Linked DNA regions of Mus musculus: region 1 is linked to region 2. Evidence: chromatin loops called from intact Hi-C (ENCODE). Cell type or tissue: heart. All regions are shown on one strand. Links, peaks and the distances in the headings refer to the core of each region. The heading gives the core; the rest is flanking DNA. Region 1 holds the start of Myl1 (myosin, light polypeptide 1). Region 2 overlaps Lancl1 (LanC (bacterial lantibiotic synthetase component C)-like 1).

Evidence for each region. Hi-C counts contacts between places; a loop is a spot of excess contacts. Peaks named below come from ENCODE experiments on the same cell type or tissue, not always from the same donor. Only the 100,000 strongest peaks of a DNase experiment are listed, where the experiment ranks them.
Region 1: a loop joins it to region 2, with 2.6 times the contacts of the local background. A loop is called at or near these places in 6 of 42 quality-filtered maps.

Annotation. Positions count from the first base shown.
Region 1 is chr1:66,929,814-66,943,442 of GRCm38, reverse strand. Myl1 (myosin, light polypeptide 1) reads left to right here and starts at 8,077. Exons shown (of 7, transcript NM_001113387.1): 1 at 8,077-8,167; 2 at 8,901-8,925; 3 at 13,114-13,257. The coding sequence starts at 8,165. In heart, for the core only: no CTCF peak of the experiment used is centred there; no DNase peak of the experiment used is centred there; H3K4me3 peaks cover 1,260 bases; H3K27ac peaks cover 1,884 bases.
Region 2 is chr1:66,985,660-67,001,991 of GRCm38, reverse strand. It overlaps Lancl1 (LanC (bacterial lantibiotic synthetase component C)-like 1), which reads left to right. Exons shown (of 9, transcript NM_001190985.1): 9 at 1-1,475. Among named protein-coding and RNA genes, the nearest start is that of Lancl1, 45 kb to the left of the region's middle. In heart, for the core only: a CTCF peak has its summit at 9,063 (motif pointing right); no DNase peak of the experiment used is centred there.

The DNA of each region.
Region 1 (13,629 bases), core at 4,700-7,199, 56 kb after region 2:
TTTGAAAAAACTTGGTCCTAAGATGTAGCATCATTAATGAATGTCCATTTAGGGAAAATGCATGTTGGATCTTCTGAAAATGTTTTTTGTTGTTGTTTTTTATTTTGAGGACAAGATGCATCTAGTTAGTTCCTTAGCAAGAACCCAAATCTTCATCCTCGGCAGCCATACTTGCTGTCTCTATAGGTGGACGCTGACTGCACAGCGTGCAAGTGTGATTACAGCTCCCACAGTACCTCCCAGTTCTCTAGCGCTCCACTCTTTAATGGTTTTAGAACCGTGAGTGTCAAAGCCATGCTCTCGTGCATTTATTGTGATTTACATGACAGTGTCATCCCTGGGAGGGAGGAAGGAAGGAAGGAAGGAAGGAAGGAAGGAAGGAAGGAAGGAAGGAAGGAAGGAAGGAAGGAAAACGCAGGAGTATACCATTAACGAAAACAGGCTTTAATTTTTCTACCCAGAGAAATCATGTATCAGAAAGTAAGTAAATAAACTTCCTTTAATATCAGTGTTTCAATCCAGAAATGAAGACAATTGCCTTTTCCAGCCAGCAGAGAAGTGGCATGTTCCTCTGTGTCACTGCTTTAGCCCCCCCCCCCCATGTTAAATCGATGCTGGTACGAGCAAGAAACGCTAAGGAAGATTTCGAAGTTGTACGAATGAAGCATGCTCCACTCTCAGCTTTTCATTGGAATAGATTTTAAGGAAGAATACACACACACACAGAGAAGGAGGTAGAAATGGAGGAATCAAAGCAGACTCATTCATGTAAAAGAATGTAAACTCCTTCAGTGATTTTGCCTCATCCATACGGAATCAGTACACATTTGGAAATGTTTTAGCAAAGCCCAAGAATATAATGCAATGTGACAGATTTATAATGTTTCATTTCATTCCAGTAGGTAACAGGGCTAATTAGAAAGTATATTATGGCATTTCCTATCATGATGCTTTTAATCTCTTGATGCTTCTAGATGTATTTCCTCATATCAGTTATAAACTTTCTTCAAGCAGAGAACATGAACATATCTATATACATATTCATTAACTTTCTGAAAACTCTATAAAGAACAAAACTTAATTGGATTGTAAGATTTATTTGATGTATCCTGTAAAATTAGACATCTAACAATCCTTTACACTGTGGGTAATGCTTAAGTTTAATTATATATAAGACACAGCAATAATTAAATTCATTCCTCAATATTTTTCTCAACTAAGACCCTGGTCTATTGTAACATATACCACATTTAATAGCTACATACTCAATTCTCCATGAACTCTGACCAATCTTGGATATTTTTGATTAGTTTGCTTGAATGTGCTTCCCCAATCTGTCTCTCTGGTTTGTTAGCTATTTATTTAGAATGCTTCTCCAGTTCTTCCTAACATAAAACCTTTGAGGGTCTCTGAGCAAACGCTTACCAGATGTCCTACACCCATAGACATTTTTGTGAGTGTTTTTCACCAAGTCCCACTGACATTTGAACGTTTGTATTAGTGCTTCAGGTAGTTCTCAGCTCTCTTTGCCTTTAGAGAGATGGTATTTCCAGCACACACACACAAAAAAATTCTTAGGACTAGAATACCACTGCCTCCCAGGATCACACGGGAATTAAAACCACCATTATGACTGTGGGTGCAAATAAAAGGATGAATGTTAGCAACCAAACAAAATGGTGAGTGGAAATAAGTAAGATAGCCATGTGTCTGGGTTTTAAAAGAACTTTAATATGTAAGTAAATATTTTTGCATGGTGCATGTATGTTGGCTGATAAGCCAGGATTGCTGTGAGGTGGGGTCTTCTGTCACATGTTGAAATGTGTGGCTTAAATTCTAATTTGCATTGTATTAGTGCCACAATCCGGTCATTCCTGAGGTGATACTGCAGACAATTTACAAAAATCAGTACTAGTAAAGAAATGCATTGACAGAAACACTACCAAGTAATAATTCACCAAACAGTAACTGACCGCAGACTTGGAAAAGACTTAAATGTTCCATTTAACGAGTAAGTTGGTTGATCCAAGGAGGAAATGGAACCCACACGAGGTCCATCATCAAAGAACCAGTTACATGGCGAAGGTAAGACTTAACCAGCAGGGTAAATCTATAGTCAGTCGTGGTAAGCATTCAGCTACCTCTGGTTTCTAAAAAAATAAGCTGCAGTCTATTTTTTAGAAACCAGAGGTACAAGGATGTGTTTTCCATGCAGGACTGAGCTGTTTTTTTGTCTGATTCTTTTGTTTTTATTACACGGCACAGTCTGGTGACGGCCAGGAGAGGGAAGAAGAGAGCCACTGCAGAGCTGTTCTGAGACTTTGACCTCAGCTGTTCTGAGCGGTCTTGTTTTTCACACTTTCCCTTACCCTCCCTAACACCTGCTGTTGGGGAGTGACTCCTTGTATTTTATAGCCAGAGGATGAAACTGTAAGCACTTCAAAGAAGTCTTATTCACTTTGTCCCAACTTCCTGTAAAAAGTTATAAACCGAAATGGATAGAAAAATACGTCCACGTGTAATGGAATGTTGAATCTCAAGTCAATTGTGGTTTTGTCCTATTAAACACTCCGACAAACCAAATCTAATCTTTAAATCTGCCAACATCTAGCTAATCTTCTGAGAAGAGACCCCTATTTAATTTGACTAGCATTCTTTGAAGTAATAAGCAGAAATGAAATGTCACATATATAATGTGGTTAAATATTAACATTAATATCCTTTGGGGGAAAAGCATGAGACAAATATGTACTGTCAATCTATAATTTAAAAAAAAAAGAAAAGAAAGGAAAAGAAGAGAAAAGAAAAGAAAGAAAGTGAACACAATTGATCTTAGGGAAGAAATAAAAACGTATTTCCCTATGGGTCAGCATCAGTAATGTCTTTTGTCTGTTACATTGTCTATACTGTGGGAGAACACAGCAGCTGAAATGGAATGGAGAAACGTTGAGGGGTAAAGGCTGGAACTCTCCCCATAGCGACATTTTGAAGTGTATATAACTGAACAGGGTCTTTGCAAAGTATCACACAGTTTGCAAAGAAAGACACGCCTTTACCGACTAAAATGTGAAAACTGCTTTTCATCTAAAGATAATTAAATCTGTGCCAGACGAGGAGACCATAAAGTGACAGGGCTGGATTTAGCCCTTGACCTTTCAGTTCTGCAAATGAAACCCCTGGCAAGTTGTCTGTAGAAGTCATTCCATAATTGCCCAGCCTTAAGCACCACCTGACGGGTGGGAATTGTGGGAAGGGTTATATTTAGTCTGCTGAGACTGCACATTCTTCTCTTCCAACTGAGCGGCCTTTTGTATGAAGATAGGATGTCACCTACTTTACTCCTTCATCAATGCTACCACTTCTGTTTTCTCGCCCAACCAGAATCCCGACAACAAAACCCGCTGTATAAAAGTATCAGTGGCTTCAGAATATGCTAGTTAAATTTTAAATCATGTGGGTGATAAGTCCATTTGTTCTAGTCAGAAACTAATAATAGTGACTTGAAGCTAGGGAGGAAAGGTTTCTCTTGGAACATTTTTCCTTCTGTCCTTGGGAGTGAGCTGTTTCTTAGCTACTGTGCGCGCCCAACAGTGTATTATCTCCAGCTCATAAAAATCCAGTCGACTTGAACATGCTGCTGTGAAATTACATTTTGATAAAACTATCTTTATTGCAATGAGTACGACATATCAATTGAGCTTTCAGATAGCCTGTCCTTTCCCATAGAGTAAGTTGTGGTAGGTCCTACTACCTAAAGGATGGAACATTCAAACCATATTAAATCCAAAAGCAACCAAAAAAATCATATAAGTATTATTATATATTGAGGAAAAATAATCTAGAGAAGTTATTTAAACTAAAAGACACATGGTTTGTCCTGATAGCTAAAGTAAGATTTCCATTCTAAGGTTCATGTATGCCATCAGTCTCTAGAAGAATAATTAGTATTCATTTATCATGGCTGTCCCAAGAATAATTTGTATTCCAGAAAAATCATAATTTCTTAGCTACAATATTTTAAGTATTTACATTATAAAAATTAAAAAGTGGAGGAAATGCATTTTAATTTTTAAGAAATTACATGTAAATAAATAAATGTACAAAGAAAATGTCCAGCTTAAGAAATTGTAAAATTTTTTCTCAATTATTAACTAGGAAGACATGGGAGAGAGAAAACTGGAAAGGAGCAGACTTGGATCACATTTTGAAACTCGTATCAAAATTCACTTAGGTCTCTAGTACTTCCTACAGATCTGAACTGAGCTATTTTTAATTGCACAGTTTTGTGCTTAGGTGACAGAATTCAGATGACCAGTCCATGCCTGCTGAACATAGCTGTATCAAGCCAGTCTCATTTCAGACCAATGTATCCAACCATCTAATAGCTCTTATAACATGTCCTCATTGCTCTAGTTTCCCTCATTTTTATAATATTTTATAATAATCTATAATATTTTAATAAGCATCCTAAATACTTCTTTGATGAGCTCAAAGGTTCTTTCCATCGACCTTAAGAGACGTATTATGAAGCACACCATTCTAGTGGTTTCAAATATTATTTCTAATGGCCTTTTATGGTAGATGCTAAAAACCCTATAAGATAAATTAGTTTAATTATTTCCATAAAGGTTGATATGTGTTTAGCTCTGATCTCTCTGCCAGGCAAGAAGGCAGAGAATACCCAACAGTGTTCTCTTGGCTGGAAACTGGCTCTGGTGACAGCAGCTTCTTTTCTTAGCTTCAGTCACTGGCATATGTGCATCCCCCTGAAATGAAGAGAGCTTTGATCATTGTGGTGCAGGCTCCTCCCTAGGACATTCCCCTTAGTATTCAACACCATCCACTTCCCACATGCTCTTTAATGACACCGCTTCTTCTAAGATACTAAAATTTAACATAAATTAGTTCTCTATTTTCTTTAAGTGCATTGTAATACTTTGTCCTATAAAGTAATTCAATCTAGGAGCCAGAAAATTTATCTTCAGTCAGTGAACCAAACTTCACAGTCACTAGGAGAAAGACAATTCTCAAAGCAGAGAAGTCTATCCCTGCAGTAAGAATTCTACTTAGTAACAGGGGTCTTTGAGACTGCTACGTACCTAAACTCAGCTCCAAATGTGAATGGATGAGCTATAACAAATGTGAAATGTGGCCTTTTACCAACCAGGGAAGACAAAGACATAGGCTAAGATAATAAAGATGTCTTTAGAAAGAAACTGAAGATTGACAAATTAGAATTCTGGACTATAAGCATTTGCCTAAAATCTAAAGTGAAATGCTAGGGGTATAAATATTAAAGAATTTTAAGTGCGCATGCCTCCTATGTGCTGGGCAGTTCTAGGTGCTGAAGATGCTGTACTGATAAAGAACATGCATATTTTTTCTGGAATGTAAACCTCATAAAAGAACAGATAAAGTTTCTGTTCTCATGGAATAGTATACTCTAGAGGAGAACTTATGTTTGAAAGAGGAACTTGGGTCTACAGCCAGACCACCCCAAATGCACAGCATAGAGTATTAAGAGTCTAGTGGCTTTAATTGAGTGAACAGTTCAATAGAGCTGTGACAGACACAAACCCAAGTACAATGCAAAGACGTGCTCTAGGGAGAGATGCAGTGTTAGAACACATCCAGAACCAGATCAGAAGCAAACTCTGGGCTTTCAGCATTGGCCTGGGCTTCCCAGCAGGACGAGCAGTTAGGCTGACTGGCTTGCAGTGGGAAAAAGAGCCAGGTCCAGCACAGGGAAGAAAGAATTCTTTGGATAAGAGGGTTTCTGATAAAGGCTGAGAAGAATGTCTAATGTGACAAGAGGAGAGAAGAGTGGTTGCATGCCAGGCAGAAAAGATTTGAGACACACCAAATGATGATCTCTAACCAAGGCCCTAACCAAATGGCTGTGTAATCAGATCACACGTTTGCTCAAAGAGCTGACGATATTCCTATTTAACAAGGAGGAGAAGCAAGACAGGGGTTTGCCATTCTAACAGTGGATGGGAGGTGAGTTGTTTTCTCTCATTTATTTTTGAGCACATAACATAGATCTAACATTTAAAGTTTAATTTCCTCTCTGGATTAGCTATAGTTTACTATTTCTTGTGTCAACTGGTATGTTTACACTTATATTTTGATTTTCAGTAGGTAAAGAAAAAGCTAAGCTTTTATTGTTGATATGTTAAAGATTTAGAGAAATACTAGGATGAAGTAGTTTAACAGTTTCTTAGCACTTTATGGCTCCTATTTTAATAGTAACAACAAACCTTAATGTGATATCTAAGTGGTTAAAAATAGCTTATTCACAAATAAATTGGAGTTTGGTGCTGACTTTGTAGTTTTTTCACAAGTTTTTATACAAATTTATCATGTTTCCTATGTATACAAGGCCACCACATCTTTCCATCTGAAAAAAAAAGATGCAATATGAAGATTATCATTATGTACAATGAGGCAACTCAATGGAGTATTTACAGTTACCAGCTTCACTAAAGATATATGCTAGCTCTCAATAATGATTAGGCAATTCAGATTTAGGGCTACAAATACATAGATACAATTTCATCAAATCTAATGGCACAAATACCAATTACAAAATTTCACTGTAATGACTCAAAGCATTTCTAATCTTTCTGTTAACATTCCCCAATAACCTTTCAAAATATCATATTTCCAATCATGTTAAAAACATGAAGACACATTTACATAGGTGCTACTACCTTTAAAAAAATTATTATTTGTCATTTAGAGAATCAAGGTCCTAGGAGATATTTTTCACAATTTTAAACTTTGAGTCAAAATGATATATACTTTTAATATTGTGATTAGCACCTAATAATCACACAAAATAGCGGCTAGTATTGTGATGTTTTCATATGTCCACGTAATTATGTATTTTGAAGAGGTGGTGCATACTTAGCTGTTCATTTCTCTAGAACGGTAAGAGCATAAGTTGAAAATACTGAGCAAGACACACTTCCTGCTTTTTATGAGTAACTTCCCTAAGGACACATGCAGAAGTCACAATTCACCTCACATCTTCTTTATTCCTTTGAGCTAGGGCAAGTGTGTCGAGAATGATAACCCCCATGTATGAACTCCAGTGAACACTCTAAAACTGATCTTTCCCCCAAAGCCATGGCAGCTTTTCCTGTTTTCAGATAAGCTGCTATAAAAGCCCATCGCCGGCAATTCCCTTAAACACCTTTAAAATGTCGAAGTACTATTTTGCACGCCATGAGCCTTACTTTAGGTTATTTTATTCTTGGTCTGTAGACTGAGCCATAAAGTGTTGGACAGGGAAGCTTGGTTTTAGTAAGAACTTAGCAACAACAACAAGATACAAAATGGATGTGTCAGTTTCCTTGCTTGCTAAGAATTTCAGAAATAAAAATATACAAATAGTCAGTCTCTGTAAAGAAAATGGGAGAGGAAGGTTGTCCTCAAACAAATGCTAGGAGACGAAGGGGGGAGATAGAAAGGGAGGCGCCAAACCATTCTCACTTTTTTTAAGCTTAGATTATACCCCTGCTAATACTGATTATAAAGACTATTCTTTAATGGCGATTTGGGAACCTGATCAGGTTGCCATGTGGGTGTATCCTAAGAAATACCCAGAGCACTCAATGCCTTTTCAAGACCTCAGAACTTTACCATAAGGGGCCAAGAATTGGAGAGTGTTCTTTCTATAACAGTTACTATTTCAAACTTCAACCCAGTCGCATCCATGAAGTTCCATTAATACCCAGTCTTGCTGACTAGACACTTGCAAGGTCCATAATTATATATCAGAAGCCCGAGCCCTAGATGACCCCAAGTTTTCCACGAGCAAAGAAATGTCTTAAGGAGGACAGTTGCAGGGAACATCTCAGAGATAAAGACCATAAAAGTACTGACAGGCTTCAGTCTCACCAGGGCTGTTCACGTCTAGATGCTGGTTTCCTAAAAATAGCCCCAGGGTACATGTCTCTCTTTCCCTTTGCCCTAAGAAAGCTAAAGAACTCCTCCAGGAGGAGTGGCAACTGCCCTGTGAAATCTGATGCTAGATATGAGGTCAGTTTGCCCAGAAATAAAAGGAAGCCAGAGAGAGGTTAAGACTCCACTCAGGGATTGGAGCTGCCTTCAGTTTATCCTCCAGCTCCACTGCTGTTTCGCAGCCTAGAACTCCATCATGGTGGGTCCTACAAGACAACGACGATATGTCATTTATAGGAAGAGACAGTTAGGCAACAGGAGCAGCCAGGCAGACAAGGAATAGGATGGAGGACAGAACCTATTTAACACAAGGTTTTTGGAACCTACTATTGGTTTCTATGAGCTAGATAGAAGAAATTACTTGGAACTGTTGCACCAGATGGAAAAATTCGTCTTTTTTCTCAGAGCAGGCGTTTGTGCTTCACCAGCTTTTGTTATATCATGCAAGATTCATCTAAATTTAGAAGGGGGATAAAAGTGCAACTATAGTGTTGCTTTAAAATAGAATTCAGTGATAACCAGTAGCTAAAGTTAAGCAAACTGCCTCTGATTCTTCAGTGTCATATACTAGTATAAAATACGTTAATTAGACAGAAAGACTTTTAAAGGGTGGTTTTTATATGTAATTTTATTTGCAGTTTTAAATGTATACCTTATCTGACATATGCTAAATATAGACAGCTATGGCATTTTCTAGGAAGTGTTCTTTCTGTTTAGAATTTTTTAATATTTTACATGGTTAAGATATAGAGAAAGGATTTCCAAGTTATCTTTCGCAATAGATTTTATGCTCCTAGGTTCAAAATTTCCCTCACACACTCTTCCTGTGCCATTGTACCTACCTGGTTCCCTAAAGGCCTCAGAGCAAAGAGCACTCTTTCTGTCAATGCATTTGAAAGTCCTCTCTTTCTCTCTCTCTCTTGCCACCACAGTCCTTCAGTGCTGACCAGATTGCCGGTAAGTGACTGAGCAGCTCTACCCTAGGAAGAGCTCTGTCTGTCTTTGAGATTTCCCTAACTCCACAGCATGTTCCTTTGTGACTCAGACTGTTCGTGCCTATGCCATGCCTGAACTCAGAATAAGTGGGCTGACTCCTGGAGCTTATTCTGAAGAGAACTCGAGGAATGAGCTGGACGTGCTCATAAATCAGGACACTTGTTTCTGGTTAAAATATTCTTTATGATTAATTTCTTTCCAACAGATCGAGTTCTCTAAGGAGCAACAGGAGGGTAAGTTTAAAAGCTGTAGCCATTCATATGTGCGGACTCAGAGGTGACAAGTGAGAAAACCAAGTCCCTTGGGATGAGCTAAGTGCTGTCTAATTATCCACACTGGTGCTGCTACCCTAAATATAAATTGCTTTCAATCACTCTAAATATAAACCTGCATAACTGAAGCCCTTGGTTAGAGTCAGTAATCAAAGCTTTAAGGAAATTAAAATTAGAGCTTTAATAAGTCCTTATAGCCACTGATTTCCAAATAAGATGAACTCGGTACAATAGGAAAGATCGGCGTATATGATATAGTCACAAAAGGATCTAGGTTTTAGAAAACTAATTTGCTAATTAAAACCCTAGAGGGAGATTCGATAAGTCTGAAGTGTGCAATTTGAAAAATGAAGCGGATGATAAAAGCTGCCTTAATTGTCAAATCCGCCCAGTTTCTGTGGAAATGGGATTGTAGGATAGAAGTGAATTCATAGGTGTCAAAAGGGCCTGGTCCAGCATTTCTCTAAGAGATACAGGACAGATGGCTGGGGAGGTGAAAGGGCTTTCTTCCTCAATGATCAAAGGACTAGTAATAGTGTCATTACTCATATGAATTCAAACCAACTAGAAAGTTTTTTCAGGAACAGGTACTATCAGTGAGTCTCAATTTTTAAATTTTTTCTCCTGTATGTATTTAGAATCAACAGGGCCAAATATCCCGAGCAAGCTCAATTATTGGATTGGGGAGTTTAAGGAGAAATCTTTTAGGGTGAAGTCATCACACGATGTGGATGAACTAAGCAAAATCTGTTTATAGAAAGGAGAGATAGAAACAGTTTCATTATGTGATGTTATATAAGTCAGGTGATTTGGTCATAATAATGTATACTGTATTATAACTGATAATTATGAGTTATTACTAACAGTTCTCTACCTAAAGTTTTCCACATTGATCAGTCTCCTTCAGGATCATGTTAAGTATGATGTTATCTGGGTTCCAGTTTAGGACAAAAGATTGTTTGCTGCAGTACAAGCTTACTGATCCCAATAGCATGGTTGATGGCCTCATGGAGACAGTTTAGATCAATAGTTTTCAGCCTTGCTAAGGCTGCAGCCCTTTCATTGGGTCTTTGTGTGCTGACCCCAACCATAAAATTATTCCTGTTGCTATTTCATAACTGTAATTTTGTTACTGTTGTGAATCTCAATGTAAATATCTGATATGCAGGATATCTGATACATGACCCCTGGGAAAGGGTCATTCAACCTACAGGTTGAGAACCAATAATTTAGGTGATTGGATGACTTACAATTCAAGATCATGTAAAGGTATGCTATGAAGAATTTGTCTTAAGGAAATGATGATTCTAATTTGTTTAAAAATACTCTTAATGAATGATGTAGCTACATCATCAGCCCTGCCTCCCAGTCCTCTCCCATTCTAATTTATAATGCCACTATGACTGCAAACAATGAACAATTCAAAAACTCAAACAATTCAAACAATGAACAATTCAAAAACTCTTGGTGAGACAAATGTACTTAGAGTGTGGAGTGTGAGATCCATCACCCAATACTGAAAACAGGTTTAAGCCCCCGAATTGAATAAACATTGGTATATTGGCCTGGTTTTGTTTTTGCTTTGTGTCAGAAAAACAAATGTAAACTAATCAAACTAAGTGGAAATTCTATGCTTTCAGAATAAATCAAGACTACTTGAATTTGTTTCCTTGCTTAGTGGATGAAGAACATTGTTCATACCGTTCTATCTGTATTGAAGGAAAGGGAGGGAAAGGCAAAGATAATTACAACAATTTGAAGGTTTAGGTCTTGTGCTGTCTGTTAGCATGACCACCAGCTACATGTGCCTACTTAAACATTAATTAATTTTTAAATTATAAATGCTAAAGTCTGAATCTTAAAGCTCACCACTAATACTTGTGTTCAAAACCACCAATAGAGGGTATGTGGAGAATAATTTCATCACCAGATACTTCAGAAACACTGTGGTTCTGGGCAAAAGATCACATGATGCATTCTTAAAGGTTAAATAGGAAAAAACTGTTAAGTTTTGCTTGCACTGTTGTCTGTGGAGACAACTCCACTTTGTACTTGAGGTTCAGCAAAGACCACAAACAGTACATAAACAACAGGGTGTGGTGAGAACCTAATCAAATGTGGTTTATATAGCCAGCCAGGGAAGGAGTTTACCAGTTTGTGTTCTGGAACCTTGAAGAGAGTAGCTAAGCCTTGGGCTAAAAGTCTGGGATTAAAAAAATTACTTCTCCAGCCTCTGCCTTTAAGTTATCAAAAGATAATGTCAGAGGGATTCCATTACAGCCATAAAAATCCCATCCCTACACCAGCATCTGAGCTAGGCAACTGCAAGTCCTCGGAGCACCATGCCTGGCGTCTGAAGCCAGAAGCAGGAGGACTTCAGTTCCACGTGACCTTTGGAAAGACGAAAAATAGCGTGTGACTCATGAAACCACAAGGCACAAGCATTTTTTTTTCCAGATTGGGGCAGATTATGGTGAGATTGTCCAGGATCTAATAAAGAATGATAACATGACCTAAAGCTAATTGTGTATCCATGCCCAGTCTGATCTTAGATTAAAAACAGAGTTATCTTTTCTGACAGCACATTTTGTTGGAGAGTACCCCTAGCCTACAAAGAATGGTTCCAGTTCTGAGACTTTATTCACCAATGGTTACATTGTTGTTAGTGTTAACTCCAGTAAATCACCACCTTGACTCCCAGGTTTTCTAGAATTTTTCATTTAGTTAAGTTTAGATATTTCCATTAAAATGCCTTTATTGGTTCGCATATGCATTTGTAGCCCTCATTCCAGTCTGTTTGCTACATATTTCTGAATTATTAGAGTGATAATTGTGTGAAGGTGAAGTAGTGTGATCAAAATGAAATTAAAGGACATAAAGTACCCAGCAGATAAATCATAATGAGAAAGGGCACTTCTGGATACACACATAAGAAACACACATATTTGTGGAAATGAGTAAAACAGCACAGTCTGTCTGTAAATATCCCAAGTTGAGTAACATGCTGGGACTCTGCAGAGTGCTACACGGGAGAAAACTAGACAGAGGAGAAAATGTAATGTCTGCATTATTTTCTTACAACTGCATGGCAATCTATAATCATCTTCATTAAATGTTAATTTTAAAATATGTTTTTAAATTATAAACATGTTTAGGTCATATGGATTACTCTGGGGATAAATCAGAGTTATATAAACATATCAGAACAATTGACCTAAAAATCATTTTCCCTCTGAATCAATTATAATAAGAGCCTCCTAGAATCAGATACTGAGGTGGTTAAATGGCATTGTAAAACTTACAGGCATATCTCACACTTCCAACTTTAATAATAATAATAATAGCTATTTCTGAAGTAAACTACTTGAGAAGACAGCCTATAAAGCTTGAGCCCCAAAAGAAGATGTTTCTCCAAATGTAGTAAGTTTAGATTAAACTCACATACAATAGCCCCAGCTGGAAATTTGCTTTCTTGACATTTTATTAGCATTGCCAATTAATAGAAGGACCATTTGGAGACTCCTAATCTTTCTCAAGGCATCAGAATATTTCAAGTGACTCCTACTGCCCACAGAGGCAAAGGAAATATGAACCATTATAACTGGGAGCTCCAATGTTCATAATTAAAAACTAATTCCACATTAATAATAGTCTGACTTAAAACTAGAAGTGCTGCTTTAAAACAATCCCCACAGAAACATCAAAAGGGTTTTCCAGTGACTGTGTGATAGACGGAGACAGCTTGAGTGGTTGTTGAAAACTGTAAAACAGAGAAGAGTTTGAACTGAATCTGTGAAGGACCTGGGGTTAATTAGAAGGTCTCTGGAACTAAAAAGCCAGTGCCCACCAGTGCCTGAACACCTTGTGTTTCTTGCAGACTTCAAGGAGGCATTTCTCCTGTTTGACAGAACAGGTGAATGCAAGATCACCTTAAGTCAGGTGGGAGACGTCCTCCGGGCTCTGGGCACCAATCCCACCAATGCAGAGGTCAAGAAGGTTCTTGGGAACCCCAGCAATGAAGGTAGGTTTCTGTAAGGTCAGTGGAACTCGGGGAGGGACTCCCATGCAATAGAGCTCAGTTGTTCCTGATGGTTCTCTCCTCATCGATGGAAAACCTCTGCTTGTTTCCATTAAAAATAAAAAAGCTGGAAGTGTGATAAAAACATTACACTGGAGAAAAGAGGGCAAGTAACGATGAGAGCATCCTCCCCAGCATCAAATCGGAGCCCAGGGCTAAGCAGACAGGGCATAGACGAGCACACGTTCTTTTTCAGAGCTCATACCTTCAAAGGCAAAAGAATATTTGTAAAACTTGGTTTAATTTTAATTCAAATATAATAACATCATCTCCTTCTTTCCTCAATCTCCTCCCTTGTCCCTTCCTTCCAACCCT
Region 2 (16,332 bases), core at 7,693-10,192:
AGTTTTTATTGGAGATCAAATCCCCATGGAGTGTATCCTGGTTGCTATGAGGAGTAATCTCCTGTTATTTTCTATTTGGTACCAAGATAGCTAATATTACGTGAAATTTTCTGGCCCTTTTAAGGGTGCCTACAGTAGGATCCAAAGAGCAGCCCAGCACTCGATTTCTAGGATTGAATTGGTCCTTCTGTGACCCCTGTGCATCCTCAGAAGTTGTGTGTAGACTGTGCCAGGTGAAGGCTTTGTATCAATATTTATAAGTCACTCTTAGACAGTAAAGTGCAGCTGTTTGGCTGGGTGTCCAGCTTTAGAAAAGAAAGCCCACTTTGTTTAGTTAAATGGCTTATTATATTCTGTCTGCACTTTACTATAGATACTTATTAAAGAAAAAGAGGAAGTGTTTTGATCAGCCAGTAGACTTGGTCACAGTGCTTCCCCAGGCATCCTGATGAGTGTTGCCTCCTGCATATTGTCACCCATGAACAGACTCATGAACACCATTCAGCTCTCTTCACTGTAGCATTTTAGAAACTCACTACACTGACAGTGTTTATGCCGCTGTTGACTAATGTTTAAGAGCTAGGAGAGTTTTCTAAGGATCTTAAACTCACATAGAGTAAAGGCTGACACCAACGCCCCTCCTCGGGTAGAGGCTGCAAGAACCATTTCCATTCAGGTGTCGTGCAGACATGGTTGGTTTTATTCTTATGCATTTTTCCTTCAGAGGTTTTAATTCCTAGTTTCAAAACCTTCCAGTGGCTGCTTTGGAAAACTCAGTGGCATTGTTCATCTCCATCCAGAGACTGGGCAGTAAGGGGTTCTGAGCCTGCCAGGCAGTCTATTTATCCCCTTGTGCTTTTCAGCCCTAAACTTGAATCGTGTAACATGTCAGCATTGACATGGCCGTCTCCATAGATCCCACCAGGGAGTTCATTTCATCCCAGCTGTCGGTCTCCCATCCTCAGGGTCATCTGGTTCCCTTATCCTCATCATGCCCTGCCTGTATCAACGCAGAAAGCCCCCATGTAGATAGACTTAGATTGAAGAGGATCTACGAGTATTTTTTTCTCCTTCCCTGTTTCTCTAAGTAACAGAATTGCAGCACTCTATTCCTGTGTCCTCAGGTCAATTTGTATCTAGATTACTGGGCCTAATCTTGAAGTAAGTAGTGTAAGTGGGATCTTTCACTTCTCTCCTCCTTAGGCTCCAAGAACTCAGGTGTAGTCCCCGGCTTACTTGACATTAATTCCAGTTCCTCTTGCTTCCTCAAAACCGGTCAGACCAGGTTTCTGGGGGCTCCATACTGCTGGGCCATAGAAAACTGTTTACATCTGGTGAACAGGAGTCAGTGTGGGGGGCATTGAGCAATCACCCCAAGGTTCATTGCCACTAAACTGGGAAAGGCTGGTTTCATATGTGTATGTTATGGGAGGGATTGAACCCACTGGTCTTCAATAAAATGTTATTAGGCCTGAGTATCGGGTACTGTTGTTTGCTTCAGTTTGAATTTGAAAAGTATTTCTCCTTAATGATAAATAGTGGCCTTTTCTGTGTAAACTCACTAAGATTTGTTCCTAGCTATTCCTTCATTGTTAGTTCCACTCCTTTATGCAATAACAGATTTATAAAAGGAAAATGCTCTCATCTGTGATAATGGTAGATTTAGAAGAATCTTCAAGGTTTCAAATCATGCAATGCATCACCTCTCATGTTTATCAGAGTCTACCATGTGGTCATTGACCAACAGCCTGGTTCTAGGAATTCTCCCTGCTCACAGTTCTCACAGGGGCTTAGAAGTGAGGTCACTGAGTAAGGTATAATTATGGGGAAGGAAGTCTGCCCAGTCACCCAGGAGATGGCATCAATCTCTTGTGACGTGGTAAGCCAGCGCATGAGAAGTGCCCCAGTGATACCAGGAGCTACATATATTTACATGGCCTTCCTTCCTTTCCTCTGTTGATCGAATAATTGTAACAGCAAGGAGGGGATGAGTGTTTTTCTCTCTTTTAAGTGAAATGGCAGTATGCATGTGTCAAGTCTGTATATCAGGCAGACAGATATGGAGGGACAAAACTCTCCAGTAACTCCATAGCAACCCTGTACTGTCTTCACTTCTCGCCAGCAGAATGAAAATACGCAATTGTCACTGCAGTAATAATAATAATAACAAACAACCTTTAAGTAATTTGGCTCTTTCCATTTACCCATAACTTCTTCGTCAATATGTTTTTTTAAAAAATCCTGTGTCCCTCTCATACTCCCGAATCATTAGAAAGTGGTAATTTATGTCATTTTTCCTTCCTACCATAACCCTGAGTGTGGATTCAGTGCCCCAGAGGCCTCCTGTTCTTATCACTGCAAGCATTGGGTAAACTTACACTGTAAGAAAATTTGCCGTTTCGTTCTCATTCGAATCCACGTGCTCTCTTTCCCAAAGCCTTGGTCAGAGGCTTCTTCCAAAGCAGAACGCCGACTTTCTTAGCACCGGTGAGCACGCTGGCTTCACGGTTCTGTTCTGCAAACTGATAAGCAGTTTTCTAGGAGTCTGGTAATGCATCCTTGGGGACATATTTTACAATTTCCTTAGTAATGAGAGAAAGCACAAACACAGTTAGCCAAACCATGGGCTAATGAGGATAGAGAAATGGATCTTAGCAGGGCCACTCCTCCTAGTCAGCCAGCATCATTTCCGATCTATACGACATGTTAACTTTCTATCAACATGCAAATTACAACCATGGTGACATTAAGTCTGCAGCTAATGTTCTGTCACTCTACAAATAAGTGTTGGGGACAGCCTTTGTGTGGCATTTAGTGGTTATAGAGGGCAAGGGGGAACTTCTGATTAATCACTGTCAAAATTGCCTAATTTCTCTGGCAGACCTGGCTCCAAAGGAAAGCATTTGCAATCTGAAAGTGCTGATGGGGACTTGCTGTTAGCGTATAGCTAATGCTGGCTGATTCTCAGGGACTGGCGTTTAGCAATTGACACGCACCCATGCAGATACTTTTTACACTGCTGGTGCTAGTGGTTATATGCTGTAGACATGCCCATTCTAGTGGTTGCTGTGAGCAGTGCTCAGACTTTATCTCTTGCTTGTGCCTGACTTGTCTGTGTGTGTGCAAGGTAAGTTCTACATGCACAAAGCAGGCCCTTGGCTCTGGCAACTCAGTCTAAAGAACACAGGGAATTAGCCAAGCAATGACAAAATGCCTTCTGATATTTACACTGGCACCAACTGTTCTTTCCCTTGTTTAATGAAGCCCAATACAAGCCTGGCTCTCTTGTGCTCTGTATTTTTTTTATATTTATGAAAATGCTGAAATTTGATGCCTTTATAGGGTGAAGACAAAACTCAGACTAGAAAGCATTTGCCATTAGTGCATTTGGACAGCCCTGGTAATGGGCAAGGTGGAGGGAAATCGGAAGGCATGAAGCCACTTACTTTTCCAAATCCTCTCATACGGTCAGCTTCTAGGAAATCCCAGGTATCAGCATCATTAATAAGTTGGGTTTTTCCCATGACCCCCTCCTCCCACATACACACCAAGATCAAGCAAGTCAAAATCGAAGCATGGAGAGGGAGAGAGATGGCTGCTGCAGGAGTCAGATAAGTCAGACTCCCTCCAGTGGATGCCACACCCATGCGTATAGATGCAGCACAAATTGGACTCAGTGGGCTAACTTTTTTTTTTAGTACAATAGATGGAGGAAAGATGGGAGATGGGTCAGCCAAGAGTTAGGAAAGCAGTGGTACATGTGATCAATATACATTGTGCCCATGAAACTGTCAATAATAAAAATTAAAGGTAAATCCCTTCCCTTGAGTGATTTCAGTGTGAAATGGGACTGGGCATAGCCTGTAGTAAGGAAGAAGCATGAAGTGAGGCATGTGAGAGTCAAGGACACTGGTGGTAAAACCTAAAGGCGTGGCTTTGACCAGTCCTGTGTGAGTGCGAGTTGCTTAGGGATCTCATTCAGGTGCTCCTAAACGAGTGATGTAATCCATCATGAATCTCAGGTAGAGAAAAATGAGTCAGAAATGGGCTGGTGGGTTTCAAGAGTTGACCACATGTGAAGGGTAGGAGACAGCAGGAATGAATAGAGTTTGATTTCTGTCATGGTTCTGTAGAATAGAACGTGTAGGGATGCAGTCTTGCAATGAGCAGTGTTGGTGGTTTTTCAGCTGATGAAAGCAAAGAACTTGGTGAAAATACTTAATATGGATGGAAAAGTCAAGATTTTTTTTTAAGTTGAAGTATCACAAGAAAATACCCAGAGCAAAGGATTAATTTGAGTCATCTAGACTCAGGAGCTTATGGGAGGAAAGTAGCCATCTTTGTGCCTCCATCACAGGTCATAAGGAGTCAACATTCTCCATACTTAGTGATACTATTGAACACAGACCAATCATATTCCTTTCCCAAAGCCTGGCTTCTTCATGGTGTTATAAGTAAATGTAGTATAGAGCTGCTGCTGGCCTTCTGACATTTGATGTGATTCCAGCGTCAGAATTTCATAAAGTGATGTGGGTTTGGGAGTTTCAGAAGCCATCTTCCAGAGCCATGTACAAACCTAAAAGCAAAGCTGATGTAGGAGACTTGCAAACCTAATTAGAAACATGGAAGTGGTATTTTCTCCTAAATTGAAAGTCTGATACAAATGAGTATGGTCACGAATGCCCCTTATTCCTGTCCACACGACCATGTTCCCCAGGCAGTCAGCAGTAAGTACTGATCCACATTTGAATGACTTTGCAACCAGTGTATTTTCTACTACTTACAATAGTGATTGCTCAGCATGTTTGGTTTTTAATCCTCACCTGCCCAGTTAAAACTGAGTTTGCTGTAATGACATCTTAAGGTGGTAAAACGCAAGTCCATCCCTTCTGTTTACTTTTGTGAGTCACAAGTACAGGAGCTAGAAGAGCTTCTGAGAATTCCAGACTCTAAGAAGGTGGCATGCACTAGGTAAACAGAGACACTCCTCTCAGGACTCAATAGAAACACAGGCTGTATGTGTGGCACTCAAGACTCTGGAGGACTTCCTGAGAAGCTGCTGATCTGCTGCTGGTACAGGCAAGAAACTGGCATACTAGATGTCTAGTACCCACTCCGGGAAAGGGGTGAGTAGAACAGGTTGCTATTGCAGAACCTAAGCATATGCCACACATCTGGGCATGGTGGTGCACATCTGGGTGTAGTGGTGTGTATCTGGGCAAGATGCGCATCTAGACATGATGCTGCACACCTGTAATCCTGTAAACTCAGAAGGTGGAACATCAGGAGGTCAGGGTCATCCCTAGGTATGTAGCAAATCCAAGGCCAACGCAGCATTATATGAGATCTTGTTTCAAAACAGCAAAAGCAGAAACAAGCCCAATTAGAATGCAGAAGACAGACACCAGAGGGACCAAGATATTACAAACTGCTGAAACAGAATCTGGCAAGCATATCTAATTGAGAAATTAAAGTCACAGAGAAGTTAAAGTCCCCTAAATTATGGTTTCATAGCTCCCCTCCCCCCAACCCCCACCTGCTTCTAGCTGGGCTTAGCATTGAGCATATTCCCTTGTAGAAAGCCCAGTGCAAACACTGGGACGAGAGCAGATGCTTGCTTTCTTCTTGCTCTGTAATGTAAGAAACAACTCTATGCTATATATATATACATATATATATATATATATATATATATATATATAATTCAACATATGTATGTCATGTGTAATAAGAGTAGCAGGCGTTTCTGTCTCTTCTACCATCCTTACATATTAATAATTTCTTATTCTTCCAAGTCATTTTGAAATAACCGTTGGTAACTGTGCTGGACAAACCAGTAGTGAGTCCTCCACTTTGTATTGCCCTTCCTGGACCTCAGCCCACTCTCCTCTTGCATGTGTCCCCCAGTTTCCAGTGACCACTCCTTTTTATGCTTCAGTCCTAACCCGATTTATAAGTTACATAAAAAAAAAAAGTGTGTCCCCATGTATCTGCAGAGCAATCCCAAAGAAACAAGAGGTGGGATCTGCCTGATTTTTGAGATTAAGAAAATGTTATAATGTAGAAAAAAAATGAGGATGCTAGCAGAGAGGCAGAAAAGATAATGAGGATGCTAGCAGAGAGGCAGAAAAGATAAAGGAGAGAAAAAGAATATAAAAGGAGAATCTGGGGAGTGAAAACACAGCTAAAATGACCAAAAAAAAAAAAATCAGCAAAAAGAGTTCAATAAAGGTGGAAGAATCATTGAGTTGAATTATAAATCTTTTGAAGCCATCCAGTCCAAGAGAAAATGATCGTGATGAGGAAAGGAACGAGAAAAGCTGTAAGGTTGTATGTGACACTTTCAGGAGAGTCACACATGTACTATGGGAGCTTCAGAACAAAACTGGGAACAAAAAACAGTTAAAAGAAAAATGACTTAAAATGCCCCAAATATGAAAAAGAAACGTAACATCCAAGTGAACCCAATCCAGTCTGTACTAGGACGTTAGGACCAAACCGTCAAAATCATAAGTGAAACTTGTGAAAGCAGCAAAAGAAAGGTGAGTTTGAAAAAATTTCAAGTTGAAATAAAAGGGCATTCAACAGAATATAGAAGGACTTAAGCACAGAAAACTAAAATAAATAAATGAGGAGACAAGAACAGGACAATTTGGTAAAGATGACCTAGGAGTTGTTCTGATTCTGGTATAAAAAAATAAAACACAAGACACTGATACATAATATAAAGGAGAGTGGTTTCTGAAAATAAGTGTGGGCAAAGTAAAAGTCCAGGACACTTCTGTGAATTGACACTGAGTTGTTACTGACTTAACCCATTGTTAAACGGCAACAAGGTGCTTTAGATAATCATGGTATGTACTGAAAAGCATATACTCCTATGGAAGACACACAAGAAAATGAGAAAAAAGGCATTGCTACATCAGTAAATGAAGCATTAAAAGAGACACCAAGAGAAAAGAAGCAGCTAACAGACCTCAGTTAGCAAAAAGGCAAGATGAAGTCTATGCAACAATGATGTTTAGCATGGATTAACATTGCAACAAAAGACATAACATTACTGAATGGAATTAAAAAATAAAAATAAAACAAGATCCAATGATGTATTGTCTATATGAGATTCATTTTATATTTAAAGGCCCCAAACAATGAGAAGGAAGATACTTTGTATGTAAATGGTAATTCTACGAAGTTTCCATGTTTGCTAGATCACACAACGTTGACTGTGTCAAAATGTGTCAAGGAAAAGACATAATTTAATGACAAAAGGACCAAATCCCCCATGAATTTGTAGCTATTACAAATACATTTGCATCAACTTGGCATGACCAAATATATGAAGCAAACAGTAGCAGGATGAGGTGAGAAACAGATGCAGTAGAATGATAGGTGTCAGTGTCCCACTTCTGAGGATGGAGAGAGCATCAAGACAGCAGAGTCGATCTCATTGGATGCAGTAGGAGTAGTACTCAGAGGAACCTCATAATGATGAAAAGGAGGAGAGAGCTAACACAGTACTGTACTGTGAACTAGGAAAAGAACTACCTAATCCCACAATTGATACACATGGAAGTCTCCAGGATAGACCACATGCTAGGTAGGTAACAAATACCCTCAGAATTTGAGATCTTACCAGCCACAATGAGAGGAAAAGGGAAGCTAGAAATTTCAAAATGCCTAGAAATCAACACACTTCTGAATTTGTAGGTCAGAGAAGAAATTGAGAGAAAACACGCCTTCCCTCTTCCCTGCTGCCTTGGATTGCATGTGCACCCAACTTTTTCATGGTTTGGTTCTGTCTTCGCTCTATTGTAGGACTTTTAAGAAATCATAAACTCTATCACATTATCTCAAATATAGTCAACTGCATGCAAAGGTCACTTTAGTTTTATTTAACATTTTATAATGTATTTTAAAGAACATTTTGAAACTGCAATATCAATTCTTGCCGTGTCTGAAAAAAAAGTAATTTAACACATTTAGCAATTTGGTTGTGATTTCTTTTATCCAGGAACTTTTAAAAAGTCGAGGGATCTTACATAAAATATAGAACTACTGATTTTGGTGGGGTCTGTGGTGGGTGAACTTGTATGTATGTGTGCAGGCACACATCTGTAGAAGCCAGAGGAAGGCATAGTGCATTTTTCTCTACTACTTTCTGTTTTCTTCTCTGCCTGAGACAGGGCATTTCACTAAACCTGCAACTTACCTTGCTTGGCTAAGATGGCTGGCCAACAAGCTCCCAAGATCTGCCTGTCTCCATCCCCAATCCTGGGGTCAGAGACCTGTACAGCTGTGCTTGGTTTTTATGTAGATGCTAGGGACTTGAACTCAGGTCTTCATGCTTGCATAGAAAGCACTCTTAACCTACTGATAAAGCTCTCTAGACCCTATTTATCTTTTTTAATCGGGATTCCACAGATGACCCAGCCAGCCAGAAGTTGGGATTGAGTGTTTCATCAGAACAAAGACTGTGATGGAGAAAAAAGCAAAAATAAAAGCAAAACTATGACAGGAATCTCTATTTAAAAAAAAAAAAAAAAGCCTAAAGAATAATGAAAAGTTAGTAAAGTTAATATAAAAGCTAACTTCATTATTGTATTTTAGACTCCCCATCTATACTGGTAAGTCCATGGGTGCGCTGGGAGGGGGGGGGGTGTTCTAAATGGAAGATACTGCATCTTTGCAATTTCCTCCATGAAGATGTCCTTGAAATGATGCAGGCAGCACTATGCTCAACTGTCAAGAAGACCAGTGTGGACATAGCACTTCCCAGAGGATCTGCTCACCAGCTGAACCAGTCCCTTAGGAGAGGAGACCCTGCTGTGACTTGGAGCCAGTCAGTCTCAACTGCCACTAAGCCTCAAGGGAGGCACAAAAATGTGGCTTAAGCCACTAAGCTGAACTGAGGCTTTGCCAGGTAGAAAAACAGACTTGGAAACTGCTCTAGGACTTATTATAGACTAATGCAGTGTCTCATGCTTGGCTTGGCTCTACTTTCTATTTCTCTTGACAGAGCTTTGTTCCTGAGCTAATAATCACCAAGTCACAAACCCAGGTTTTGTCCAGCAGATGTCAGTAGAACTCAGTTCAATAATGTCTGTTAAATGAACTTGAAAAAGCAACAGGAGAGAATGGAGAAATATTAGTTGCACCAAGAATAGCTTTTTTTGGGTTGGCCTTTGAGGAAGTGGCATGGCATGAAAATTCACACAATTAAGCATGTTGGAAACACTTCAAGATCGACTATAACAAACACGATTCTGGCGCTAATATCTTCCACTTAAAAGTTCAAAGTAGTTTTAACCAGATGTCAAGTTCTAAGTCAGAGTCCAAGTCATGGCTGACATAGAAAGTGAAGGCCTGAGGATGTGGGCTCAGGTGCGGGTTATAATGCTAGATGAGGCTATTTACAAGTCGGGGGGGGGGGGTGCACGTCATCAAGTACACCAGCAGAGACAAAAGGTTGCCGTGGGGGGTCTTCCTCTGTTCTCTACCTCATTATCCTTTGAGACAGAGTCTCTCACTGAACCTGGAGTTCACTTCTTAGTGAGATCAAGGATGATCAGTCCTTCTGTCTCCATGCCCTCGGAGCTGGGATTACAGATGTGTACCACCACACCCAGCTTTTTCCAGGAATTTGGGGAATCGAGCCCAGGTGTTGAGATTTGGTCTATTGCTATATATGCTAACGCTCAATTCTCTACAGGCCTACGAGTGACTTCTCGGGTTCACGAGCTTTCGTTGTGCAAACCTTACTCCTTGATTTAAACCTAGTGGTTAGAGCAAATTGGCCTCAGCCAGTTGCTGGAGGGATTAGAGGTGGATGGATTTGGAGTGGTTGGAGAACAGAGACTAAGGGGAGAAGGAGGAAGAAGAAGGATGTGAAGAAGTCGCCATGATGGGAGATGGACTACGAGCACATGACCAGGGAAAATAGCAAGTATCTGGGGTACACTGCTGGGGAGGCAGCTAGGCTTGCAGTTAGAAGAGTAGATTAGGGGTGATCCCCAGTAATTGTCAAAGCCAAATAAAATAACCATAGTCTGAGTCTCGTTTATCTTTAAGCTAGTCAGGGATAATCTTAAATTGCCTGTATTACACCCAGGTTGTCCTGATAACAATATGAAACTTTATACACTGAGCCCTCTGCCCAACCTCTAAAACAGTTTTCTGGAGGCCACAATATTACTTTACCAATTGTTTAGGTTTCTTTTTTCTAGGGTGATATTAAACTATCCTTTAGATATAGAAATTTCATATTTCTTTTCACAACCTTAAGTTAAAAGGGAGAAAGCAAAAAATTAAAGCAAAACCTATTTTTTTCAATTGTGGGAAAATTTACATGGGGAGAGATAGAGAGATTGAGAGAGAGAGAGAGAGAGCAAGCCCAAATTGTTTTTTATAAACACTCATGAAATCTTCATGTCTAATACAAAAAGAATAATAGTGATAATAGTAGTGATAGATTTTTTCTAGTTCTGAATGTTTAATCATCTGCTTTTAATTATGTGTGTGTGTGTGTGTGTGTGTGTGTGTGTGTGTGTGTGTGTGTGTGTGTGTGTGTGTAAAATGTTCTTTTCAGTAAGCCTTAAAGAACTGGCCTGCATCTGTTAGATGTCATGGAATCAGACCTTCTGTCTTATGACTGATCCCCATCAGGATTCTCTTTTCTCTCAGCACATCTTCCTTTCAGTTGTGGGCGACAGAGACAGAGCCCTCACAGAGGTCCTTATGGATAGTTTCTGTGTTGTTCTCTGCCAGCTCCAGCACATTTTGAGAACTGATAAGGAGGGAAAGAAATCATCAGGCCAAAGGAGAACGGCTATGTGTGAAGAAAAGAGGTCCTCCCAGCTGGTTGGCTATTATAGCAGCTCTTCCAAGTTTAATTTTTATTTTCAGGTAGAAATAAGCCAAATGGTCCTTTGGATACTCAGACTTCCCCAACAAACACACACACACACACACACACACACACACACACACACACACACACACACCAAAACTCAAAGGTCTGATCCGATCCTCCTGCCCTCTTAACCTCTCTATATGCAGTCTCACCAGGATGTGGATCCCACACATCATCCAGGAGTCCCTGGGAGATCATTCACAGTGGACAGGTACTTTCCCAAAGATCATCTTCCTATGGAGGGGCCCATTTGATGTACTATTAAATTACTATTACCAAACCATAATGGGGAGATAGGAAATTTATATCCTCAGTAATGCTCGAGGATTTAAAAAAAAAAAAGAAAGAAAGAAAGAAAGGACAAGAAGGAACTGGCTTTTATTAATAACATCCCTGGAAAGTGGCAAGGCAACATCTGGAATACTGATGACCCATTTGGCATGCCATTCGTCTGCACAGCGAAGATTCAACATGACAAGCGCTGTCAAAAGGAAATAAGCTCCATCTAGTTAAATTAGAATGATTAGGGCCATTTAGACAGGGGAAGTTTAATTTGTATGGATCTAGAAATTTTATACAAACTGGGATACCTAAGTATTTAATCTTCCCTGAAGCTCAATTTAAAATTGAAAGAGACTGTTGCACAGATCTATAATGAGATGAGACATATTAGAAATTAACTTAACCATTACAACGCTGGGAACATGTAGCCCAAAGAACAAAAGAATATTTCATTTGCAGTTTGCGCAGAACAGGAGAAGCAAATGTTCTGATACAATTCATTAACCAGCCTGTTGTTTCATGAGTTCTTTAAATAGTATTCAGCTTGGATTTATTTTTTTCTACATCTGAAAAACTCTCCTCTCAAACTTAAGTTACAGAGTAAATGTAGAAGTAAATTGAACCAAATTCTGTCCTAACCTTATATTCTAAGCGGGGATTCTTAACTTTCCTTGTGCCTCAGAGCCCTGTAGGGTCCCACTGAATGTTCATGGACCCTTCTCAGAGCAGTATTTTAAACACACACACACGCACGCGCACACACGCACACAAAAGTGCATATGACTTTTGTTTTAGGTAAACATATAACATTTTTAATGTGCAGAAATGTAAAGGAAATTACCTTTGTTGAAATATGAGATATGTAGCAGATATGTGCTACTTTTTGTGTATCTAATACCAAAATGTAATAGTGTATTTGATAACTACTGTCATTTTGAAACACTTTTAAAGATTTATTTCTATTTTATGGATTCTTGTCTGGGTGCATGTATATATATCATGTGTGTATAATGTCCATGGGGACTAAAAGAGGGCATCAGAAGCCCTGATACTGCCATGTGGGTGCTAGGAAACAAACTAGGGTACTCTACAAGAGCGCCAAGTACTTTAATCTCTGAGCCATCTCTCCAATTCTTTGAAATAAATTTTAATAGAAAGTATCCCTTGAGTCTGATATACAAGTACAGATGATTTCTGTCAGTGATTAAGTCTTGGGTACTAAAAATATAACACTTTTGCTTGTAATCATTGAAGGAAGTGTTTCTTTCATTTTAGTCAAAATTTTGTGATTTTCCATACACTCTCATAGACTAGCACTTTTTTATTCCATAGCTACCACCGAAGGCTGATTTAGTAGGCTGGCTCTACAGCTAACACTATAGCTGAGAAGGCTATGGGTGGATACAGTGGCTGTGGACAGGGAAATTGGCTAGGCCAGTCATCCCTTGGTCAGTTAATGGCCGCACAGAGGACAGGGCTGAGGTACCAGTCAGCTGATCCAAAAAGCTGCTAAATTTCTGGCTTTCCTGTGACGCAGCTAGAGGGTTTAAGCTTGTTCCGGATTCATGGAGGATAGTGGTTTGAATTGCCTGGTTTAAATAAGTAAGATCTATAGGTTTTTGGGCTTGCTACATCTCTTAAGCCAGTCTCGTCTTTAAAATATCCTTTTTCCATCTACAACGCCCAAGTAATAAATCTTGACATGTTCTTGGAAACTCCTTAACACTTTCTTTAGTGTAAAGAGCTGATATTTCTTCTGGGAAATAGTGTTTGTTTCAGCATTGGGTATTAAACGCTACTCTGTGCAGGATATCAGGAGGACTAGGTGCTGAGGAGAAAAGCTGACTAAGGCCATGGAATGCATGAGCTGCTGAGAGGATCAGATTAGTAAATCACGAATTACTGCACCAAGTAGTAAAATCGATATACCACAGACACTGCTGGACTTACAACATTCCTTCTGCGGCTAGAAGAAGAGGGGAGACCCTGACCAAGGGAGCCAGGAAGTAATCTATAAAGTTTTATTTTTTAAAAAGTGGAGAGATAAGGACTGGAAGGCTTGTGTTTGCAGAGGTTGTGCCAAGGTATGATAAAGTAGAGCATCTTAGACAAAAGGACCGAGCTATACCAGAGGTGCAAGGACCTAACTATGAAACGGTATTTTTCATCTTCAGCAGTCTGGATACAATTTTGTCGGCCCCTAAACTCAGCATTCTTGGGGCTTCCTAGAAGGGCTCTTTGTCAGACTCCCAACCCAGACCAACTGTCTCTGAAGCACAGGGTGGAACCTAGACAACCACTTTAGCGAATCCTCCAGCTGTTCGCGGACACTAAGGAGCAGGAACCATTGACCAATGATGGCTTGATAGAAAAACTGAGCATGCGCACAGAAACCAGTCTCTTCCTTTAGAAGAGAGAATGATGAACTTCTATTTCCAAAGGAAAGAATTGCTTGTGCGTGTGAAAGATAGGATACGAAAGGAGAGGTGAATACGGAAAGACAGTTAGGAAACTATGCCCTGTGCCAAGGAAACCCTGGAAAAAATAAAGACAAGGAAAATGGCAGTCAGGATGGCAGGACGGGCAGACTTGTGAGACTGCGCTGACAGATGTTGCAGCTGCGTGTAGCAGGCAACGGAGAGATAATGTCCAGGGTGACCTATTATGTAGCAGTTGCCTTGTTAGTATTGCTCAGATGAGCTTCTGCAGGCCAGCACACCCAGCCTTTGAGAGTTATGCGCACTTCCCCATTAGGGTGCTTTTGTGACTGTGCTTTAGAAAAGGTCACAAGGGCCCTTTGCTAGTGACTGATAAAACACACGCGCACGCGCGCGCGCACACACACACACACACACACACACACACACACACACACACACAGTATGTGAGCGCTTTCTGCAAATGACCCATGCAAGACCCAGGATTTTAAGAACAAAGAAAACACACTAATCAGAAAGACCTGCTATCAGGCTTCTAGGTGGGGGCTGCGATCCTGGGGCAGACAGGAAATATACAAGCACGGAACTTCCTGGGTTGCTATGCAATTTAAAAAACAAAATGCTCAGAGGAGAAAAACTGATAAGAACACATTAGAGTAACCCAGGCAACCGCCTGGAGGAAAGAAATGGATAACCGTGTAGGGCAGCGCTTTAGAAGGATAGCAGCCATAAACATGTGATTTCACTCTTTACAAAAGACCCCTGCATGCGCCCCAATCATTAGCGTTAAAGGCAGATGCAAAGACTGCCTCAAACAGGAAGATACTGAGGGGCAGCAGGACGTAATGCAGTTGGGAGTCTGAGTCAGATCCTAAAACATAAATACACTAGAGATGAAAATGTGCCCCAAACTTGGTAAATCTGAAATAAAGACTGTAACCTAATTAATAGTGTTATAAGAATGCTCACCTCTAAAGCTTCAATGAGGTACATTGCCAGATGCTAACATTACAGCAACCTGGCTGCAAAGCTGACTGAAGTGTATAGACACTTTGGGTAAATATTGTTTGCAACTCTTCGATGAGTCTGATGTCATTCAAAATAAAATTTCTAGAGAAAATAATTGTCTTCATAGGAAAACTTCCCGTCCATGGACTGCTCCCAGAGGGTGATCTAGTGACTGTCATTCTTAGAATTGTCTTGGGCCTTGGAACCATTCTCTGTGTACCTTAATTCTCTAGACTTAATAGAGAATTAATAGACAGATCTTAATAGACAGATCTATTTATATTCAAGCTTTATGGAGCGTAAGCTTCAGAGCTGTCCCCTTTTGTACACCCACTGAATGGTGAACATTGCTAGAAACTAGAGAATATTCTGATTACTTGAGGAGAAACCAAGTTTTGAAGGGAAGTGTGTATATGTGTGTGTGTGTGCACATGCGTGTGCGTGCGTGCGCCGGCCATTCCGACACACTGCCTAAGGGAAGCTCTAAATTAAACCTCTAAGCCACCACTCACATGTTATTTCCTGTTTCATTCAAAACATCGTTGCTTCTGAATGTCCTCGTTGCCTCTGATTTTATGTTTACAATTATATTTTAAGGGGCACCTTGGACTGTACAGATTCACGCTCACCTGACCTGCCCAACTGTAAGTGCAGAGCACACTCTTCAACGATGAAGTCCCTAGAAAACTCATTCCAGACTCTAAAACATAATCCATACTCATTACTCACAACTAAGTTTGACCATGCTAATTTGCATGCTTCTCTGGGATAACAATTTTTTCTATGGCACATTTAAGGGTTCCCTCCATCTATACAGAAAGGATATTAGCACTCAGTAGGACTCTTAGAGACCTTCCACACACTCTTTATTGTAATGAGCAAAATGTCAGTTCTCAAATAGTTGGGTATCAATGGCCCTTGAATTTTGACAACTTTATTCCAGACTCTTTCTTTTTTCTTTCTTTTTTTTTTCCTCTACTATTTTATTTTATTTTATTTATTATTTTATTTAACTTTGGTCGGTATGGGTATCCCACTCAGAAGAAACCATGCTTGCCATTTTGAGTCTGGATCTTCCCTTGAGCTAGTGAGTCATTCACTGTACCACACTCTCTCAAGATGCCGGAAAAAAAAAAGCTGGGAGCTGCGGCCAGCTGCTCAGTCAGGAGAGTACACGACAGATTCTCTATGGTATCCTGTGTTGTCAAATGATGACATTAGCTCTGTTCAGTGTCGAAATAATTGTTTTATTGGGAGTATTTCCAACCTACACTGTGTTTAAGCTCCCCTTATGAGCTGAAGAACACCTACAGTTCAAGAACATGTTTCCTGAAGGCAGAACAAGTAAGGACTGGGGCTCAGACCTGTGTAGATTTTGGAATCTCCTCTGACCTCAGAGGAGAGTTGTTGGGTATTATATATACTGCCCCCTTGAATAAACCTTCTAATTTGTTTCTCTTATTGGCAATCTAAAGTAGCAACAAAAAGCTTTGTCTCTTTTTGTACCCAGTACAGAAATGTGTGAAAGTTTTAAAGGGATAATAATTACATGTTATTCCAGCTTTGTATACATTAAGCAATTTCTAAGAGCCTTTTAAGTTTAGGCAAGCATGCTTCTGTATTGCAGAATAAAGCAGAGGGATATAGGTAGGATTTGGGACTGTTGGAATTGGGCTTGCAGTAATGTCCCCTCAG